Linked DNA regions of Homo sapiens: region 1 is linked to region 2. A link is an interaction called in ENCODE POLR2A ChIA-PET data of the cell type or tissue named here. Cell type or tissue: PC-3. All regions are shown on one strand. Each heading gives the region's core, and the rest is flanking DNA. Links, peaks and the distances in the headings are about the cores only.

Region 1 (4,000 bases), core at 1-4,000, 290 kb after region 2:
AGATATCTGATGAATTCTAATGTTATTCTTATAAGCAAGGATTTCAAAATTTTGAAATGGATATCCATTTAAGTAATTTATAGCTGATTGAAAAAGCAATTGTTGATTTTTTTCAGTAGTAATAAATCAAGACAAATACCTGTAGTGCACTGTTGCAAGGTTTTCAGTCCTGTCCTTCTGGGAGTGTATAATGATATATTGTTCAATTCTCTGGATGATTAACCAGCAGAGACATGGATCATCAAAGTAGAATTATGGACTAAAACTAGTAAGATGATCTTTAACTAGAAAAAAGGTAAAGTACTTTGTATTTATTCCAGTGAACCAATTTAGTAAACATGGATGGGGGACATAGAACTTAGTTGTAGTACTCAGATGACTGTAGATGTGTTCTGAGTCAAGACTGTTTTGCAGCTATCTCTAATGTATGTGTCATCTGAAACTGCAATAGTAACAGAATGATTGGCACTGTCACGGGGGGGAAGCCCTACTCTGCAGTCTCGGTTTAGGCCAATTTTAATACATGGAAAGACGTCTAGGGGAAGGGAAATAGGCAAAGGAGGGAACTCTAAGTCTTTTCATATGAGAAAACGAATGAAATTACTGGGTGTGTTTAACTTGCAGAGATAATTTAAGGATACCACAATTACAATTTATAAATATTTGGAAATCATCACATAGATTTTAAAATGACCAATGGTTGTATGAAAAGTTTGTGAGCTATTAAATCATATCGTTTTCTCTGTCCACTTCACAGTTGTGTGACCTTGGGAAAGTCACTTCACTTCTCGAAGCATAATTTGACCATATGACTGACTGTAGTCAATATGCTTAGAATACCTGATGATCAGTAAAAATTCAACCTAGAAAGATGTGGACAGACTAGAAGAGAATGGCCATTGGTGTTGCATAGGATGGAATACTTAATGTTTAAGTGGAGATTTATTTTATAAGTAGCGAGTTCATTACTGTATAGTTTTGTCTTGGGAGGACTTCTGTTTTCTAGCTAACACTGTAACTGCAGAGGTTTAAGCAACAAATACTCAGCAAACAAGAACCATCTGTATTTCTCACTAGGCAAACAAAAAACATAATATTATTTTGAACAGTATCCAAACTTTTAAATTATGAAAGAGCTTGGATAAGAGTAGAGACTATTATAAAATAATTGCAAAAAATCATCACCAAATCTTATCTTTTGCCTTAGCTAATTTAGCATAAATTCCAGAGTAAGCGGTCTGAGTAATGTCAAACCTGGTTTTTAAATGAATCTGAGAAATTAAATCATAAAATCCTCTCATCTCTCTTTAGAAATTTCTATCCCAAAACCCCATTAAAGTGTATTCTATCTTTATATATTTCTATCCAACAATACTACTAAAGTATATATCAAGTTTCTTAAAGCTTTTGTTAATTTTTTTTTTCAAGTTGGCCCTTAACAATTACCCTGTAATTTTCGAGATTTAGGCTGTTCTTTTTGGCAGACAATACTTCTTCACTGAGTCATTTTCTTATATTGTCTTTTCAAATCTAAATAATATTTTAACTTTTACTCTTTTTTTTTTTTTTTGAGATGGAGTTTCGCTCTTGTTGCCCGGGCTGCAGTGCAATACATTCCTCTTTAGATATGAACTACAGAATTAGACCCTTTATGGAAGTAGTAATAGTTTATGCACCATGTGTCATCAATGCCTGTTAACTATTATTCTGATTCTAAGAAATTATTATCCAATGTTTTTCCATGATTAAAAAAATCCTTCCTGGCTTTTTTTTTTCAACTAGCAAATTAAAAAAAAAAACAGTTAGGAATTTTCCTTTTAATGTAAATAAAAAACTGAAAATTCAGTTTTGAGTTTTTTTCCTGCCTCTAGCCCTGTACATCAACTTCCATCAAGCATTCCTTAGGGGCATAGTCTAGATCTTAATATAGGTAGTTGTACCTCTTTCTCTTCTATATCATTCTATATTAGTTATTTCTTTTGCGTCAAATAAAATAATTATAATTGCATTTATGTAAAAATGTATTTATAAATTGTGATATAAATGAAAACGTATCCGTTGAAAATTACCTCATGTTGCTAGCGCTTCAAACAGCTTTAAAAAATTCAGGTAATGGCATCTGATAAGTAATCAGTAAACTAATGCAATCTAATCCTGAGAAGGAAGGCCAGTGATCACTTTAGTAGTTTGTCTTCACTAGGAACTTTCCTCAGTTTCATTTATTACAATCAAGAACTGCACATAAAAATTGGGGCTCAAATTTAAAACAGTTAGTGAAAAACAAGTCTTCATTGCAGAATTCTCTGTGTGGTATGTATGGTTTGATATTTTTATTGTTACTTTCTTAGGTTTCTCCTAATAAAATATGAATTTTGAGAATAAAGTGTGAATTTTGGATATGCATATTGTCATGGGAACTGGCCTGTGTCTTCTTACCGACTTTGAGAGTGAAAAATGAGTATTAAAAAGAGAGAAAATAAATGAAAGCAACACGTTTTCTTCATACCTAAAAGCAAACATTTATAGTATTTATCCCAGAATGAAGTTGAATTAAGTATGTTCTAGATCAGAGGAATAAACAGTATGTTGAACTTCTGGCTTTTATACAAGCAGTTACATGAAACTCTGTTGAGATTTGAGGAATAAGCACATTCCCAGAGAGGCCTTTATAATTTGATAAGGGAAACATCCGAACTTGGAACATATAAACGGGGCCACATTTTTTCCTTTGACTTCAGTGGAATTCTCAGTGATGAGTTAGCATTCTAAATTACTGTAACAGTAAAGATTCAACTTTAGTGCAGTTATTTTATTTTGATTTTTAAATGGCAGCAGAGTGAAACACTATGATAAATACCACTTGTGTTGCAGCTAATACATTTTTATACCTAAATATTGAAGAAAACATAATGTTGATTTTCTTTTTTTTTTTTTTACCTTTAATGAGTCTACCCTCCATGAATAAACTAGATTAATCATATTTTCCAAATAGCCTCTAGGAAACATATTGTTAAAATATCACAAAGAGTTCCTTATTGTCTTTCTCTGTTTCACTTCTTCCAGTTTTTCTAAAACTTGATGATGCTGTCTTTCTCTGGCTCTCTTTTGGTGGTCGTTTTCTATGCTATCTCCAGAAATTTCATTGATTTTCATGTCTGCATGCTTATCCATGTCTCAATAAGCAGTACTTCTAAGGTTGTGTCTCTATATTTGTACAAACATTCCTAATTCAAGCTCTATCCTAAAATTTCCCATAACTCAAAGTAAATTTTTAGTTGAACAAAAATTTTCACAAAAAACACAGCACAGTTAAGCAGACATCAGCTCTGATCTACTTTTTCCATGAATCACCTTCTTTTTTCAGATTAATGTAAACAAAGCTAAATATCCAGTTCTCCCGATTGAGAGGAAACTTGAGGAAATCATCTTTATGCATAATTCTTCTTTTTATATAGCAAATATTTGAACAGGTTTTCAAAATGTTTGTTGTTGTTCCTATCATTATTGTCTCCGCTCTTGGAAATTCTCATTAATTTATAACAAAGTTAGCTCTTTACGCGGACGTTTTTCCCCCAGTCTTCCTTCTTGTTTTCAAATAAAGGTTTTGGCTGAGTTTCCTTTCCATAACTATGACTGAAAAAGATAGAATTGCTCAGGATTTTCTTTCATTGCTTTTAAGCTGGCATACTACGATTATTTCTATTTCTTCATTCTGTATTTTTGATATTCAATCAACCTAATTTTTTTTTCTTTAAATAATTTCTCCAGGGATGTGTCTAGGTTCTGAGATTTTTCAAAGCACCAGGTTTAGGGGTTTTTGTGATTCTTTGGACACTCTATTGTGTCTTTTTGGTCTTTTTGAATAGAATGCTTAGTGAAATCATTTTTATTAAAAAAACCTGGCTTATTTGTATCTAGAAATTTTGATATATTGTGCTTTCATTGTAACTTAACATCAAGTTTTTCTTAATTTTCACTTTAATCAAATAGTCATTTAGTA
Region 2 (8,868 bases), core at 2,501-6,500:
AATGCATTCAATTCACTATGTTGCTTTTGGCAAGCGAAGACACAATAGCTAAATTCTGACACGTTATGCATAAAGAGAGCCTTTCTTTCTTTTTCTTTTTTGACCACATCTTCTAAACTTAACAAAGTCTCTCTCTATATGTAGTCTTATATTATATATATATAATATAAAGTCTATATACTATATATAACATAGTCTTTTATATAGAATATAAAGTCTATATATTATGCATATGTAATTTTTTTTTTTGAGAGAGGGTCTCACTCTTGTCACCCATGCTAGAGTGCAGTGGTGTGATATCGGCTCACTGCAACCTCCACCTCCCTGGCTCAAGCAATCCTCCCACCTCAGACTCCAGAGTAGCTGGGACCACAGACACACGCCACCATGCCTGGCTAATTTTTGTATTTTTTGCAGAAATGGGCTTTCCCAGTGTTGCCCAAGCTAGTCTCAAGCTGGACTCGAACTCCTGAGCTCAAGTTATCCACCTGCCTTGGCCTCCCAAACGCTGGGGGATTACAGGCGTGAGCCACTGTGCCTGGCCCCAGATATATATTTTTAAATCTCACTCCTTCAAGGAACTTTACTCAGTTTACATATTGCGAACATCTGTCCTTGGTGGTATTATTCTCTGCTTTCTCCCTCCTATCCTTTTCCTGCATAAATAGTATTGCTCTTCACATAGTATGTAGATTAGATACTATCTTTTTTTAAGGCAGTTTACTTATTTGAGAGAAAGAGACATGCTATATTCATATAATATATCTGATGTATAAAACTCATAAATAAGGTTTGCCTTACTTTAAGACTTAGATTTATTGGGGGAACCAGATATCCTAATGACTGTCAAGTTTTAAATTTTATGATTCCTCTCTCTGTCTTAAATTCCAAATCCACATTTCCCTGAATCTACTTAACTATATGATTATGTCTCACAAGCAGTTCACACTCAATGCATAGCTATATGTATTATCTTGCTTCCTATATACAAGTGAGTACAATCATTATAATACAACTTTCTAAATGTCTACTTTAACCTATTTTACAAATCTGAAAAATCATAATAATAACACCTATCTTCTAAATTTGTGAGAATTATATGAACTAATATGTGTACAGTGCTTTGTAGAGACCAGCGATTTTCAGAATTATTTTTATTGCCCCCTTTAGCAACGTGTTCTTGGTTACTATATTTATATTTCCTTCCTGTCTCTCAAATTTTTTTCCATCTCTCTTCTTCTTCCTGCCACTTCCTTGGTTATGTTTTCTCATCTACATTATTTCACAAACCACCTACCTTATCTTTTGGCCTGCAAACCAGACCATACCCTGTATGCTCAGCGTATCCTCTACGCTGCGGGAAGAGTGACAGCAAGAAAGTTAAATGCTGATTTTATCACCATGATTCTTCAAAATCCCTCAACTCTTTGCAAAAATAAAAGATAACACCCATTGTCGGTAAGCATGCTAGAAAATGGCATCTCACATGCCATCATAGGCATGAAAATTGACATTTTTTCAGAAAGCGACTTGCCTCTATACCAAACCCTTTCAATAGTACTTCTTGCTTGACCCAGCAGTGCCACTTACATGTATAATCCTGAACTAAAGGAGAAAATGTGCTCTGGATTTCTGGCAAAGCTTCCTTTAAGAGCAAAACCCTTTTTCAACAAGTGGTCATACGCTAGGAGAAAAACAATAGGAAATAATAATAATAAAAAAGAGAACTACCTTTACTGGTGCCAAGAGTAGAAAACAACAATCACATACCATAAAATCAAGGAAATATCATCCAAATCTAGGGAAAATTTAATTATCCAGAAGGCACCAAGACTGAGAAAAGAATGCATCATTGTGGAAAATAAGTGGAGAACATTTTGGTGACAGTTGGGAGAAGTATCGTTGGTCCCAGCTGACTTGGGGGACAGTCTCATTTGCTGCCCATGGCCTCAGATCAGTATCACTGCAAGGCTGTTAGAAGCACGGCTGTGGAATAAAGCATGTAGTCAAGCCACACAATTCTTTGCTGACAGAATTTGAAGTAGGTTTAATTTTCTTCTCTATGTTTTCCCCATTTTCAAATTTCCAAAGATGAAAAATTAATTTGACAGCAAAAAAACAAAAAACAATAAAAATAATGGTGGCTTCTTAATTCCTTATTTTAATGGGCAAAGTTATTCCCTCTCTGTTTATACTCCAGATATTCCACATGTGCTAAAACATTTAGAAATCTTCTAAAATACGATATGTTCTTTTTCCCTTCCATATCTTTGCAACTACTTTCCCCTGCAACCGTCTAGGGAGTTCCTTGTAATTATATGTCACTCAACTGAAAATTTACCTTCTTTATGAAATATTCTGTGATGTCTGTGTGCATGATTACATATTTCCACTTTTGTGTTCCCACTGTACTCTGTCAGCATCTAAGTTGTGGTACTCACCACACCAGTAAATTTCTGTGTACATTTCTCTCTCCTGTACCATGAGAGCTCTAGGACTGCAGGAATTGTTATTTTAAACTTTGTATGGAATTTAGTAAATGCTTATTGAATCAACTCATAAGAAAATTGGATGCTAATATTTTACTTTCTTCAGTTTCCTCATTGGGTTTAGTGGAGAAATTTCTCACAATATTGCCTGAAGGACAAGTTTGAGTACAGGTACATTATTCTTACATATTTTTTCTTTTTATATTTGTCATTATATGTCCATTTCCAGTGAATAAGTGTTTAATTACATTTGTTCATTCCATATTCACATTCCATTTACTGTTCAGAATGTGGAGATCATGTTTCTTGTGTTTGACTTGCTTCACACATGGGAGAAGTTGCATGCATGTGAATTCACTTAAATTATTTCACAAAGCAGAAGGGCACGGTGGCTCATGCCTGTAATCCCAGCACTTTGGGAGGCTGAGGTGGGTGGAACACTGGAGGTCAGGAGTTTGAGACCAGCCTGGCCAACATGGTAAAACCCTGTCTCTACTAAAAATACAAAAATTAGCCAGCATCGTGGCACAGGAGCTGCCTGTAGCCCCAGCTACTCAGGAGGCTGAAACAGGAGAATCGCTTGAACCCAGGAGGCAGAGGTTGCAGTGGGCTGAGATCGTGCCACTGCACTCCAGCCTGGGGGACAGAGCAAGACCATGTCTCAAAAAAAAAAAAAAAAAAAATTCACAAAGTGATGACTGCATTTTCATTCCATCAAAAATAAAAATTATTAGAGTTACTAATTGTATTATTTATCAGATGTGGAAGCAAAAGGATTTTCAATTCACTGTGCAGAGGAGGTATGCTTATAGAGACTCAAGAAAACAATCTGATTGTTTTAATTTTTCTCTAAGCTCGCCTGCCAAAAAAAGAATTCTGATCTGGCTCTTAGATTTTAGTAGATTAAATTTATGGAAAACAGGAATATGGTCCTATGCAAAATGTTCCGGTAAAAGTTTTTATGCTGATATTGAGTGAATTTTAAGCTTATTTAGTCTAAAGTAAAACACTAAGTTTTTTCCAGAACCTCAACTAAACCCAAATATTTGGAGAAAAAAAAGGAAGCAAAAACAAATGTTCAATTGTATGACAGAAGTTAATTTCAAAAATGAATGATGAAAGATGTTGACTTTTTTCTGTTATAACAACATATAACATATAATATTATAGCAGTAATATTATAATGACATAATTGTTTTCATTTCTTTTAACAAAATCATTAAATTGGTCCTTTCCACGCTTTACTACAAACTCTTTCAATTGTCTTCCATTTCTTTGACAAGCTAGAAGGGTCTAGATGTTTCTCATGTGGTGAGCCCTGTCAAACACTTTTAAGTTTGCATTTTTTTCCAGATAAATGTAACAATACCCATAAATCACACTTATTTGGATTCTTATCTAATATTGCATTGCAATAATTGGAAATAAGGCAAAAGCTTTTTGGAAGGTATGCAACACTTTACTCTCAAACCTCAGATAAAATCTAAAACCTGTGTGAGACTAAACTGAAAAGAGGAAGAGGGAAAGAAGGAAACATATTCAATGGAGGACACTGTGCTAAAATGTAATTTTACATTTCCATTGAATCCTATTTTATCAAAACCTGCATTTTTAGTTTTAATTTTGATTCATAGTGTGATTTGGGAATCATTGAAATGACACATGTTAAAGATTACAATACAAATAACACAATTTGCACTTCCAGTTTGCAGAATTTCCGATTTGGCAGTTTGCCAGCTCTTTGAATCTAAGAGAAACAGGGAAACAAAATTTCTGCAGAAGTGTTACTTCTTTCCAAAACATGATCCAGACATTCATAGAACCATTGAATTCGCTATTGCTATTCTGACTACCGGAGAAATACAACCTTTTTGCGTGTGTGTGTGTGTGTGTGTATATGTGTGTGTGTCATGTGACATTTGGCATTGGGGCTGGTGGAGGAAGATAAAACAAAACTGCATGTCTTGCCTGTTTTTCTGTTGAGTCTGACATCTGAGGTGTAAATTCAACAAAAATTAGACATCTCCTTAGATAAGATGACTCTAAATAAATATTCTATTTATAGTTCTCTGCTGACATAAATATAGCTTGCTTAATCATGCACGTATCCTGGAATATGTGTAAAGCCAATTTTGCTAAAGTGATTAATTTGTAGACTGTGTATTTTTTCTTATGTGTTCCTTGAGTCAATGAGTTAAATAATGGGATATGCTGTGGGCATGTCACAGTCTGACTCAGTGACTCATGTGCTGGCAGTGGCCACGTAAATAGAGCTACTGTGTCTGAAAGCAATGGGTAGCTAGAAACCTTTTTGACAGCTCATATGAAAACTTAAAGAATTTCAAAACAGGCTGGGTGTGGTGGCTCATGCCTGCAATCCCAGTACTTTGGGAGGCTGGGGTGGGAGGATCATTTGAGCCCAGAATCTTGAGACCACCCTGGGCAGCCTCGCAAGACCCTATCTCTGCATGTAAAAACAACAACAAAAAATTATAATAGTAATAAAAAAGAAGTTCAAAACGAAAAATATTTGCAAGGATTTTGTTTCTGGGTTTTTTGATTTTGTTATTAGATTTTTAATTAAAATAGAATAAAAACCTGAACTTCAAAATCAAGATCTGCTTATTTGGAAATTTTGTCTGTTACTCAAGTCTGTCCTTTTAATTTTTCAGAATAAATTAATATTATCTATTTCTAGATCTCCTACATTGCAGTTTCTTCCAGATTAATAACAGTATATTTAAAAATTATTTTTCAACAGAGCAGTGTACCTTTGCCAGGCTGTAGTCCGACATGATAAGATAATGGAATCGTATGTTAAGCAGACTATCATCTTGATTCCAAGAATTCATCTAGGAAAATTACTTAACAATTGATGATTTTGAATTATTTATCCTGAGAGATTTTGCCAAATCCCAAAGTAAAAATCATTGGAATTACTAATAGTACTAGCAAGCATATGTACTACATAGGGTGCTAGGAAACCTACTAGCTTTCTAGCCTTGTTGACTAGGTTTAGAACCTCACCTCTGCCAGTTACAAACTACAAACTGTGTGAAGTTAGGTCTAAGTTCTTTACCTTCTTTATCTTCAGTTCCTTATTTATAAATAGATAAAGTACTAATCATACCTATAGGATTTTTTAAGATCAAAAAACAGAATGCTATTTTTAAAATTTTCCTTACACCATACCTAGCATAAGTAAATCCTCAATTTATAGTAGTTTCTGCTATATTTTTAAGCTCATAAACAAAAGGACATGTTGCAGTTACACCTATTAATACTAGATGGATCAATAAAAACAGGTATTTTAGCAAATATAAAACTTCAATAATGAAAATCATATAATGACTGAAGAGTGTTAGTTTTATGATTTTTTTTCTTTTCTTTTATTTTCTTTTTTTTTTTTTTGGAGACAGGGTTTCACTCTGTTGCTTAGGCTGGAATGCAGTGGTGCAATCACAGCAGGGTCTCACTGTGTTGTCCAGGCTGGTCTTGAACTCCTGGGCTCAAGTGATCCTCCCACCTTGGCCTCCCAAAGTTCTGGGATTACAGGTGTCAGTCCCTGTGCCTGGCCAGTTTTGTTGTATTATTGTTGTAAACATTTTGGCAATACTGGGACAACTTAATTTATCAAAAATCAACAAAATGTTTTAAGAGCTCTGTATTGTTTTTGGCTCAATTAATTTGGCTTAAAAGCAAAAGATTGAGTTACCTGGATATGTTTAATTCTACCATAAACTTATTTCATAAGGATCTGTGGGGAAGCTTTGTAAATTTTTGTTTCCAGTTATCTAACTTCAGAGATTATTTTTTTAAAAGGAAAATATCAGAATTTTCTATTTTTAATAAAGTAGAACAAGAATTTTTTAAACGTTTTATTTTACCATAATTTCAAGTTTTACAGAGAGATTATCCGAATAGAACAAATGATCCTCATTTTATTCTTTACCTAGATTCACAAATTATTAACATTTTTGCTCTGGTTGCTTTATCATTTACTCTCTTAATAAACATTTTTTAACCTTTCGAACAGTGTGTGTTTCCTAAGAAAAACACATTCTCTTGAATAACTAGTAAAATTACCAGAGTAAAAAAATATATATACCATTTATATAATAGGAATACCTCTTCCAGAGCCAATATTCAAATTTAGTCCATTATCCCAACAATGTCCTGTGTTTTTTTTCCTGGTCTAAAATTTAACTCAGTGGTAAGAATTGTGCTTAATCATCATGTCCCTGGAGTGTTTTTAATCTAGATTAAATCCTCAGTCTTTTCCCTTATAACCTTGGCAGCTTGGAGAGTACCTGTTATTTTGTGGAATGTCACTCAGTTTGGGTCTGTCTGATATTTCCTCTGTTTAGAACCAGGTCATGCATGTCAGATAGGGAAACAGACATGAGACTGTACTCTTCTCAGCACATCACATCAGCAGGCAACATGATGCTGGTCTGTCCCATGATTGGTGATGTTAGCTACGATTGATTGGCTAAGATGGTTCTGCTAGGTTTTTCCACTGCAAATTTTTTATTTTCCCCTTAGTAATTTATAATTAATTTGTGGAGAGATACTTTGAAGATACCTAAATCTTCTTTATTCCCCAAACTTTGACCTACTCATTTAAGTACTCATTGATAATTTTTGCTTACATCAATTTTTATTGTAATAGTTCCAAAATGGTGATTTTCTAAGTCTACCATCCCTTCTACATTTATTAGCTGACATTCCACTTAAAGGGATAAGATTCCCCCAGTACTAATTTAGTTTTTGTTCATTTATTTAGATTTGGATGGATTAATTGATTCTTAGAGAACTCAATGATTAATAATCCATCACCAGGATTATTATCAGGACTCTTTGAGCTATCTCTTCCTGGGGTTGGCTTTAACTCAATTGTCCCTTATCTTTCTTGTGCATTTTTTCAGAACCCCTTTTCTTTGTGGGAATGACTTCAGAAGAGCTTCGAAAGTTAGCTATGCTGGAATTTGGTGCTTATTTTTATACCTATGGGTAATTTTCACTTGTAATATTTTTCTGTCTTCTAATTTTGCCAAAGGTGAGAATTTTGTGTGGTTTTATTCTTGTTGCTTAGAGGTTGTTTGAGGAGATTTGGGTTCAGGCAGCTGTTATTCATATACCTCAGCTGCTCAGGACTCTTGGATGCAAAGACTTTCACCATCTGGCTTAACAGTTCCTTTAACGAGGAGGAATCGTCTTGTTTGTAAACTAACGTGAGAAACTATATTTCAGTATAATGTGAAAACTTAACAGCATGGGTTATAAGAAAATAAAAATGAAGAAGAGCTATATTCTTTGTGAAAGTGATGAACAAATATTAGAAAAAGAGTCGTAGCCAGGCGCCGTGGCTGACGCCTGTGATCCCAGCACTTTGGGAGCCTGAGGCAGGTGGATCACTTGAGGTCATGAGTTTGGGACCAGGCTGGGCAACGTGGTAAAACCCCGTCTCTACTAAAAATATAAAAATACTGGGGCATGGTGGCATATGCCTGTAATCCCAGCTACTCGGGAGGCTGAGACAGGAGAATCGCTTGAACCTGGGAGGCAGAGTTTGCGGTGAGCCAAGATTGTGCCACTGCACTCCAGCCTGGGGGACAGAGTGAGACTCCGACTCAAAAAAAAACAAGTAGTAAAAAGAGTAAGAAAGAAGAGAGGAGAAAGAAACAGACATGGCCGAGTAACATAGCAGAGCAAATATCCATGGAGGAAAATGAACAGTAAGAGATTATTGAAGGCAGGTCAAATAAATGTAAACAGTGAGAAAGTATAATATTAAATTTTAAAATTTCAAAGGCCATGTAAATACATTTATGTATCATTTCAAATCATAAGGTAAATGTAACACATGAACAAATATTATGGGTGAGCTGTTTATAGGTTATTCAGAGGAATAAGGTTGCTTTTCATGTCCTGGTTGTCACAGAGCAGAGGGCAGGAGAATAGTTATAGGGGATCAGATGCCAATGACATCAGTAGTCTAGTGGAGGCAGGCAGGCAGAGCCAGAGTAACCATGAAGATATGAACCCCAAGGAATTCTCAGAAATGTTGATAAGGGTACTAGATTTCCCATAGAACATGGGATAGAGTTTTTGAATTGTGGGTTTAGAGGAAGCAGGCACGAGCTGCATGTAGTCTACACTGTGACTGAGAGATGGTCATTGCGCCATATATGTATGAACAGTCCAGGCAGGGTCAGAGAGCAACTCAAGTAGGTGGTATATAGCTGTCCTACAGGAAGGTGTTCCCTAGGAGGTCGTTGTGCAAGGTAGATATCTGGATCAACCACACTAAAGAATTAGGAGAAAGTGGGCAACTGGAAACTGTGTCAGGGGTGACTAAGCTCTGCTTCTAGTGTAA

Evidence for each region. ChIA-PET counts read pairs that join two places held together with the same protein. Peaks named below come from ENCODE experiments on the same cell type or tissue, not always from the same donor. Only the 100,000 strongest peaks of a DNase experiment are listed, where the experiment ranks them.
Region 1: POLR2A ChIA-PET joins it to region 2 with 5 read pairs; 2 of 35 experiments call an interaction of 5 or more read pairs at or near these places.

What each region holds. Positions count from the first base shown.
Region 1 is chr4:174,707,047-174,711,046 of GRCh38, forward strand. All of the region lies in intron 5 of GLRA3 (glycine receptor alpha 3), which reads right to left. Among named protein-coding and RNA genes, the nearest start is that of GLRA3, 120 kb to the right of the region's middle. In PC-3, for the core only: no CTCF peak of the experiment used is centred there; no DNase peak of the experiment used is centred there; H3K4me3 peaks cover 606 bases; H3K27ac peaks cover 426 bases.
Region 2 is chr4:174,419,083-174,427,950 of GRCh38, forward strand. MIR4276 (microRNA 4276) reads left to right here and starts at 4,713; the gene lies at 4,713-4,782. In PC-3, for the core only: no CTCF peak of the experiment used is centred there; a DNase peak (open chromatin) is centred at 4,739; H3K4me3 peaks cover 367 bases; H3K27ac peaks cover 1,573 bases.